Linked DNA regions of Homo sapiens: region 1 is linked to region 2. The links are chromatin contacts, found by Hi-C in ENCODE. All regions are on one chromosome and are shown on one strand. Each heading gives the region's core, a stretch centred on a gene start or an enhancer-like site at or near the end of the contact. The rest is flanking DNA. Distances are from core to core; before and after follow the strand shown.

Region 1 (4,800 bases), core at 640-3,139, 990 kb before region 2:
ATGACCATCAACGTCAGCACAGAGGGCTTTTCATTATTGATCTGAGGTCAACGTTTAACTCATCAGAGCAGGCTAAACAGGGAAGATCAAGTCCATGGTAGGGACCCCAAGGAAGAATCATAGCCACAATTGTGCTTTGTATTTATAGCTTAGCAAGTGAACGACACTGCAAACAACTGACTCCAAGTTGGAAGGGACCTTAGAAAGCACCTGACCTTATGCCCTTTATTTTAGAGGTGGAGAAATGTGAGTTACTCAACTTTACTGAAATGTTAGTGGTAGAAATATGGACTCAAAACCAGCTCCTCTGACTCCTAGAGCGGCAGACCACACTGAGAAGCTATGGAATTGCAGAGAAGAGTGCAGACTGTGTTACCATGGACTTGCAGCCCTTTCTGCCTTTTACTGGCCTTTAACGCACATCTGTTCAGTGTCTTTATCTATAAAGAAAAGGCTGGTAATATCTATTTCATAAGTTATCTAGAGATTTCATTGGCCAGGCATGATGGCTCATGCCTGTAATCTGAGCACTTTAGGAGGCCAAGGCTGGAGGATCACTTGAGGCCAGGAGTTTGAGACCAGGCTCGGCAACATATGGAGATACTGTCAGGAAGGGAAGGGGAGGGGACGGGAGGAGAGGGGCAGGGAGTGGGGGAGGGGAGGGGAGGGAAGGGGAAGAGAAGGGAAGAGGGAAAGAAGGAAGGAAGGAAGGAAGGAAGGAGAAAGGAAAGAAAGAAAGGAGAAACAAAGAAGAAAGAGAAAGAAGAAAGAAAAAGAAAGAAAGAAAAAGAGTAAGAAAGAAAAGAAGAAAGATTAATTGAGATTATAAAAAGAGAGCCGAACACATAGCAGGTAATCATTAAAAGACAATGACTTGTGACTATATCAGAACACCTAAAATGAAGGAAAATGAATAGGACTGTGAATTCTCTGGCAATATTTCACCTGCTCTCATGACTTTTTTTTTTTTAGTGCATTATCCCTTGATCAACCTCAGAACCTTCAAGGTTAATTTTCATACAGTTACATTTAGAAATAGTCTGATCATATATAACACACTTATTGCTAGGGCAGGGGCACAGGAGAAGAGAAACTTGTTACAAAATTACAAAATTGAGAGTGTTTGAACTCCAAGCTGGTTGTCAATCAGCAGTCCAGAAAAGAGAGGCTTGTCTTGTCTGCAGCCACCTCATTTGGTCCTTCTGACAGCCTAGCTTTCTGTCTGCACTGTGACATTACAGCTACTTTGTTTGTGCCAAGCACCTTGAAAGACACAATTTTTACCTATTTCCTTTTACTGAGCTTTCTGTCACTTGCTTTTCAACTGTGTAAAAAACAGAATCGTTAGTCAGCAGCAGAGGGCACTATTAGCATATTTTGCTGTGAGGGGTTAAAAATAAAAAAGAAAGATGCCTCTATGCATTCATTCATTCGTTCATTTTAGCAAGTCTTGATTTAACATCTACTATGTTCTCAGCATTTAGAGAAATGCTAAACAAGCATGAGATGTTGCATTTATAGTCCAGGTGGGAACATGATATGAAATGATACATGTGGTACATGCCTGAATGCAAAGGGTATATGTTTTGGAGGTTTTTGAGGACAGCAGAGTTCAGTTCGGTAGGCTAGTGTGACCCAGGAAGTATTTGGCAGGAAGTTAGTCTAGAGTTGTTTCTTAAATGACGAGTATGATATGGAGTGGTAAAGATAAAATATATAAAAGATAAAATAGACAACATTAAAAAAATCAGTAAGTCATGCATTGCCATGAATATCAACACTAATTGTTGACAACCACTACCCTGACAAGTATTACTTACCTCTACTGCTTATAATAGTCATCGTGGCTCACACGGGTAGCTGCTTTCACAACCATGATGTCATTTTGCCCTTGCTGTAATCCTGTGACTTCAGCTCTATAGGTATTATTATCCTAATTTTACTATGAGAAAATCAAGGCTTTTAGAGGGAAAGTGACTAGCTTAAGCTCACACAGTCACTAGTACTGCTGGGATCCAAAACTGGTTTTCCTCCCTGCTACTGCAGCAGGAAACCATAAATTTGTAACATAGACTCCTCTGGAAAAGAGGGTTTGGGATGTGAAATTAAAAGGAAAAGTCACAGCTGTTAGGCTACCTACAGGTTACCGAGGGCTTGATCGAAAGCTAAACTGAGGCATTGGGGCTTGATCCTGTAAACCTCAGGGAGGATTCTGAAGTTTGGGAGAGCTCGACACAGGTGGTTATAGATTGTAGTTGTTAGATTAACAAAGTCAGCCTGAGAAGGATTGGAGGAAAAAAGGTCAATTGTCAGGGATACCAATAAAGCAAATGTTACACTAATCAAGAGTTGAGTGGGAGGGAATTTGGGAGTAGTCTGCCCCAGTGGGAAGGAGATTTTATCTTTGTCATTGTCTATAGTTGCTGGCACATAGAAATAATACAAGGCAGGCTAATTTCGAATTGGTTTTGTATTGGTTTTAGACCTCTAAAGACAACACCTCGTCATTGCCTGCACCCAGGGGTATCCAATCCTACTGATTGCCTAGCTTAGTCCACCACTGCCAAGGCACATGTGAGGAAGCCTGAGGCAGGCTGGCAGCCGTGGAACTTGCGGGTAAAGGACTAAGCAGAGACATCCTGAAGGAAAAACAAATCAGAACTTGGAGGCTGTCAGAGTCACCAAGAAGAAAAGATAAAAATTATGTCTCTGAGCTGTTGAGCCTAAGAAAATAATGATGTCAGTGATGCAAGCAGAGAAACGAGGGAAAACATCAACTAGTTTCATAGGGAATTTGACCTTATTACACAGAAGGACTCCCAAGTAGCAACTGAACACTTAGCTGGAATGTTTTCGTATAAATGTATTTCCTACTCTGTTTAGTGATTTCTTGCTTGTCATCTTTTTCTTTACCTGAAAACTTATAAATTACTTGTAATAGCTCTTCTACAGGTAAATTAACAGAGGTGACAGGTAACACTGAGTTGTTAGTGCTAACACTCCTTGCTTAAAACCCTTCCAATGATGTAGAAACAAATCCCAGCGATCTTCTGGCTTCCTCGCCGTACGCTGGTGCCCTTGCCTACCTCCTCAACCCTGCATGCTGCCACTTTCCTCCTCTTTATTCCCTACCCTGTAGCATGGCCCTCTCTTGTCTCTCAGATGTTTACATTCAATTCTCTCTGCTGAAAACACTGTCCTCCCACCACCACTCTGGTTTCACCAGGAAACTCCGACCGTGGGTGGTCACCCATCCCACTTTCCCTGGGACCGAGGGGTCTGAAAACCAAACTTGGACAGTTGGTCACTCTACATCATGTTGTGGCTTAGGTCTGGAATATTTCTTCCTCTAGGAAGCCTTCTCTGATGCCATGTACTCCTAGGCTAAGTTCGGTCTCTCTGCAGAGTAGTCCAGACCCACCCTTCCTTACCCTTCTCACACCCCTCATTATTGAGTTTATATTCATGTCTTCTGCTGTCCATGGTAGTGGACTTTGTGCCATCACCACTCTCACCATCTTCGTCTAAGCCACCATCATCTATCTCTCTGCTGAATTACTGCAGTGTCCTCCTAACTTTTCTTTTTGCTTCCACTCTTGTCCTCTTTCGGTGTATTCTCAACCAAAAAGCCAGCGGTATCCTTTTAAACATAAATTAGCTTATGTCATTCCTCTGCTCAAACATCTTTCATTGGTTTTGCATCTCATTGGCTAAGTCATTAGAACAGCCACCAAGACCTGAGGCAGCTACCTCTCTGTTCTTATATCCTATATACTCTCCCCTTGCTTAGTTGGCTGCAGTGGCACTGGCCTCCTTACTCTTCCTAGAACATGCCTGTTGCCTAGCATGCTCCAGCCTCAGGGCTTTGCATTTACTGTTGTTTATGCCTGAGCCATTCTTCCCTCAGGTGTCTACGTGGCTCATTCCCCATGTCTATCTAGTTGAGATCAAAGATCACCTTCCTGGGGAGGTCCGCCATGACCTCTCTCTACAACTGAACTCCTGCAGTCAGCATTCTCACTCCCTCTCTCTGCTTAATTTTTTCTTTTTTTTTTCTTTATTTTATTATTTTTTTTGAGACGGAGTTTCACTCTTGTTGCCTAGGCTGGAATGCGATGGTGCAATCTCGGCTCACCACAACCTCCATCTCCTGGGTTCAAGCAATTCTCCTGCCTCAGCCTCCTGAGTAGCTGGGATTACAGACACGTGCCACCACGCCTGGTTAATTTTGTATTTTTAGTACAGACGAGGTTTCTCCATGTTAGTCAGGCTGGTCTTGAACTCTCGACCTCAGTTGATCTGCACACCTCAGCCTTCTGCTTATTTTCTTCATAACCCTTAATATCATAACTTCCTACTTATGTGTAATCTAACTTGATTTATTGACTACCTCCTTCTGCCCAGAATAAAGTTTCTAAGACAAGAGTTCCATTCATTGCTATATTTCCACAGTTTAAAATATTACATGACACAGATAAGAAATGCATAACTATTAATTAAATGAGTAATTAATTAATGTACACACAATTAAATGAAAGAGTGAACAAACACATTGGAAAGGACAACTGACTGAAAGTCACAAATTTTAGCTTAATCACTCAGGATTTGGGAGGCTCTGAGAAAATTACCCTCTAACTCAAATTCTTAATTTCTCCAACTAAAAAATGAAGGCATTAGTCTCAATACTCTTTGAGAATACTATAAGTAATGGTACTGTCAAAGTCTAGGAGCCAATAATAAGTATAAACTAGAATCCAAATTTGTTGCTAAACAGGGTCCGAAAGCAATAAACAATAACAA
Region 2 (4,863 bases), core at 562-3,061:
AGTCTGGCCTGTTCTTATTTTTTTGGACTTTTTTCCTTCATTCCAACAGAGTCATTGTAATTACTACATGAGTGACGAGCAATAACCACCAAATGATACTTGGCCAAAATATCACAATAAAATGATTACCTTGTTGCTAAATATTTAAGTTGCTTCTAGTGTATTTGGCTAAAATATCACAATAAAATGATTACCTTGTTGCTAAATATTTAAGTTGCTTCTAGTGTATTTGCTATTACACATAATGCTGCAATGAACATCTTTGCACAGCATATTATTTCTATAACATGCATTCCCCAGAAGACAAGGCTACAACGAGTGTGTCCATGTTTATGGCTTTTACATTTTGAAAAAGCAAGATGTAATATTGATAGTGTCCACATATGGCCCTACACTGTTCAAATCTTAAGACATCAAACATTGGATCTTGTTCTAGATCCTGAGTGACTATTACTGAATTGCTAAAGTGAACAAACATTAATTTAACAGAGGGTTTGAAAGCTGAATTCTTGGGGCCTAGTTCAGAGACAAAGCTTACTTACTGTCAAGGGGAAAAGGATCTGCGGAAAGTGCCTGCAAAAAGGAGACTTATGGAAATAAAAACGGATCTTACAGGAATTGTTGAAAGACCAAATCCTCAGGAGATTAGCACTCAGGAGATATTAAGTAAACCAGTTTTCCTGGATCTCACTCTGATATCTGAATCTTAATACTAAAGAAATACTTTCACCTATTACAGTTCAGTGTCAGCTAATCAGAAATTTTGGCTAAAGCTAGGAATCATATAAATACATATATTTTAACTTAAGACTTTCACTTGCCAGTAGGTAGAGCCAAGGCCTCTCTTTAAGTGCACATTTTCCATTTGTGAAGCTCCATCTCATTTTTCTTGAATAAATCACTCCCATCATGCATCCTCTATTAGTTGAAGTTTCAGGTATTTTTGTTTTTGTTTTCTTTTCTTTTGTTCTTTGTAGCAGATAAAAACCTTAGAAACTTGCACAATTATTCTGGATTTTAATCTTTGTGTTATTCTTCTACAGTTATCTCATCCACAAACTAATTTTAGATCATTTTTTCAGCAATTCTTCCCTCTTGAGCCTTTCCAAAGCAATCAATTTAATTTTTATGGACACAGTCTCTTTATTTTTATACTTATATTTCATCTATTTGCATAATATTTAAATTATATAATTGCATTTACTAATAAAAGTAGCATAAACGGGTTTGAGGAAAAAATCAGCTGGTTCTTTGTATGCATCAGATTTGATTAATGGGAGAAGACAGACATCAGGAAACTAGAAAGCAGCCTACCACCCATGAGCACTTAGCATGCTATGAGCATCTGTCAGAATGTACAAAGGGAATGGAGAACTTAGGTTGGTTACCTGAGAGAGAGTTACATCTACTGAACAATTAAGTGCTCCTCATCACGAAAGAAAAGGAAAGAATGCGGACTGAATCCTGTGCCCTGAAAGTCGAATCAGCATATACCTGCTGTTTCTATGTCACCAAGAGGCTGATTCCAGGTGGGAGACTCTGGAAGATGAAGCGATTGGATCTTGAACCCAGAGCACCAGCAAAAGGTCCTGAGTTCCATAACAAGCTTTACTCCAGAGTCGCTGGTGTTGGGGAAATATTTGTAGTCATTTGGTCTAAGTTCCCTTGTTTTAGAATTAGACAATTTGACTCTCACATTTCTAAGGTTCGTTTTTAATTCCAAAACAAAGTCTGGTTGTTATCATTCTTTTTGGCCTTTTTCCCTTAGGTCCAATGCAGAGACGATGACCACTAGGGGTCAGACTTTTTACATTACTCCTCTTGAAAGAAGGAACCCAAGTCTTGGATTTTTTAACTGGGGAAAAACTAGAGAGGTCGTCTATCCTGGTAAGTAATGCTTCATTTAAACTCATTCAACATGTGTGACTATTATATTCTTAAAGATTTCTAAGAAATAGAGGTTTCATGATGCTCCCTTCCAAGGAAGTTTTTGATATCTAACCTAGATCCTTCAAATGTAATTTCAATCTATTTCTTATTTGTGATGTCTCAGTGGAAACTATTAATCATTGACTATTATCCTCTGAGTAAGAAATGTATTTATCTGAGCATGTATCAGTTCATGTCTCATTTCTCTAGCTGTCAAATAGGGGTCTAGGACTAGAATCACTTTTTCAATTAATAGTTCAATAAATAAGCAAGAAAAATAAGGTTCCAACTTAAATAACTCAAAATCAAACTGCCAGTCAATGGCTGGGCCAGGATTAAAATTGGGTTTTACATAACTCCAAAGTCCACATTGTTCTCACTAAGAACACTTCTTGCTGTCTCTTACTTAGTGCTCCTGCTGGCCTCTGGCTACTTGGGAGAACCATCGGCCTTTTCATTTAAAAAAAAAAAAAAAGTGAAAGTGGGGGATGAAGAAAGAGGGTCCCCTCAAGCTGTAATGAAGCAGTCACTTCCTTGGTCATCTAGACCACTGCGGTGATGGGCTGAAGTTAGCTCAAGAAGCCATCGGCATCTCTCAGTGCAGGTTTTGACATGAAATGGCAACATTCAGGCTTTGTAGAAGAAGCTGAAGGCAGTAAACTCCAAGCCAGAGTAAAAATCAAGTGTGTTCTGATGTGTTGGATCAAAACTTGGGAACCTCATGTGCTCTATCCTACCCCTGATAACAGCTGCAAATGTTTGTTTTTTTTTCTCTAGCATCTGGCCGGCCCATGTGTAAACAGAATGAAGAGTCAGCATGGGGAAAGAATCTGAATGCCCCGTTTCTCAGCCTCTTAAGGATACAGTGAAATGGGACAGGGTCTGAGTTAGGAAACTCTTTGAAATTACACGGAGATTCAGGCAGCAGCTCCCAATGGCACTATAGAATCTCTCACCTATAAGTCCCTTTTTATGCAAGAAAGACAGTTAAACAAAGGTAGTGTTGGGTAGTGGTAAGAACAGTGGATTGAGAATTGGATGACTCAAATTCCAAATGAGGCTCCTATAATAACTGACCGTGAGCCTTTGGGAAGACTATTCTTTCTGGGTCTCATTTCACCATCTGAGTTATAAGATGGCGGAGTCTTCTCTAAGGTTTCATCCAGCTTTACTTTTCAACTTTTTGGCATAATTCTAGCTGTAAAACAGGGGTCTAGGACTAGAATCTACCATATTGCTATGTTTATTCAATAGGTATATTCCTAGCTACTGTTTCTTCCTTTGACTAAATGACACTTTAAAGGTTATATCAACTCCCCCAAATCTTTTATGTCGCTTTACCTTGTCTCAATCCTAAACAACAAGTTAGGACTAACATCAGTGCTAAAGATAGAATTCAACCTATCAATTATTGTTTCTGTTCAAAAGCTAATTATTTAATCAGGGTCTTCCACTTGTTCAAAATTATAAGCAGATTAAGTGCTGAGCATGATTTTTAATGTGAAACATATGACTTTGGTATTCAAATGTACTTTTAAAGTTTTCAATATCTTTTCAATTTCTAAAAAGTAGATCAGAGTAAAATTTTTTTAAAGTAAAGATACTATTAGCTTTGATAAATGAAGTACAAACTAAATAACATATTATGAATTTGTAAATTCATATACAAATATACCTTGAAAGCTAAGTAAAGAATGTTGACTTAATTTAGCAGGCAATGAATGGAAGAAGGTTTCTAACTGAAGGAGTAATTACAATCTGAGACTAGAAACTGAGTTATTCCAAGAAATTACTCTTTGTAACCCAGCAATTAAACCTCTCAAAGAAGGCAGAATTCTTAGTTTTATGCCCATTTCACTGGATTACATTTCCCCTCTTTAAATTCTATTTTTTCACCACATCGTGATCCTCTTAAGAAAAGTTGTCAAAGAAATGGAAATAGAAGGAATGAGAAATAAAAGTCAAGAAGACATTGTAGACTTGATCTGTCTTATTTGGAGCTTGTATTTAAACAGAGGTACTTTTCATCCTTTCAGAGTTCCAGTTGGCCCCACTTCCAAGATGGCTGAGGATGTTGGCTCCTGCTCCATTCCAGCAGAGGGCGCTCTTGGAGCAGGATTGGGGATGGCAGTGGGAAACTGGGAGGACAATCTGAGCCTCATTCACCAGCCACTTAAGTTTGGTGTGAATCTGAGTCCTTCTGGACTGACCTAAAAGACAGCTCATTGGTCCGTGCCTTACAGAATTCTATTCATAGTCTAGTTAAACTCTGATGAAGACCCCATTTTCCAGCTCTACCTTCTCTGCTTACTGTAGAGAAAAAAGTGACTAAATTATCCTCAAGAAATAGAAAATAAGTTAAGAAATGTGACATCTGGGCACGTGCACAGAGGAGCTACTGAGGACTGAGAAATCAGGAAAAGGTTAGCCAAAATAGGTGTGTGTGAGAGATGTCAAAACTGCTTAGCAAAATCGCCTGTCTACTTTCTACCTCGTCTTCCAGAAGGGAATTCATAAATTTTTTTAAAAAGTAGTAGCAATATCATGGGCAGAGCCCAAATAATGACACAAAATGAATCTTGTACAATTGGCCCTTTGTATCCATAGGTTCCACATCCATGAATTCAACCAAGTGTCGATGAAAAATATTTGGAAAAATAAATGGAAGGTTGCATTTGTACTGAACATGTAGAGATTTTCTTGTCATTCTTCCCTAAATAGTACAGTATAACAACGATTGACATAGCATTTACACTGTATTATTATGAGTAATCTAGCAATGATTTAAAGCATATAGGAGGATGTGCGTAGGTTATATGCAAATACTACACCATTTTATATGAGATACTTGAGCATCCCTGGATTTTGGTATCCTCAGAAGATTCTGGAACCAATCCCTCAAGGATACCAAAGGATGACTATACTAGGAATGAA

Evidence for each region. Hi-C counts contacts between places; a loop is a spot of excess contacts on that map. Pooled maps may share reads with other maps.
Region 1: a loop to region 2 is called in a map of PC-9, with 4 times the contacts of the local background. The contact joins two enhancer-like sites. A Hi-C loop is called at or near these places in 1 of 168 maps with a recorded cell type or tissue (PC-9), 1 of 37 single-sample maps with no recorded cell type and 11 of 50 pooled maps.

What each region holds. Positions count from the first base shown.
Region 1 is chr3:189,945,205-189,950,004 of GRCh38, reverse strand. No RefSeq gene overlaps it. Among named protein-coding and RNA genes, the nearest start is that of MIR944, 120 kb to the right of the region's middle. Within about 2 kb of position 1,889, at least 3 of the 41 ENCODE cell types and tissues checked have a DNase peak (open chromatin) inside an H3K27ac peak, as active enhancers do.
Region 2 is chr3:188,953,964-188,958,826 of GRCh38, reverse strand. No RefSeq gene overlaps it. Among named protein-coding and RNA genes, the nearest start is that of TPRG1-AS1, 8.8 kb to the right of the region's middle. RefSeq lists silencers at 1,333-1,627, 3,993-4,287 and an enhancer at 1,143-1,677. Within about 2 kb of position 1,811, at least 2 of the 41 ENCODE cell types and tissues checked have a DNase peak (open chromatin) inside an H3K27ac peak, as active enhancers do.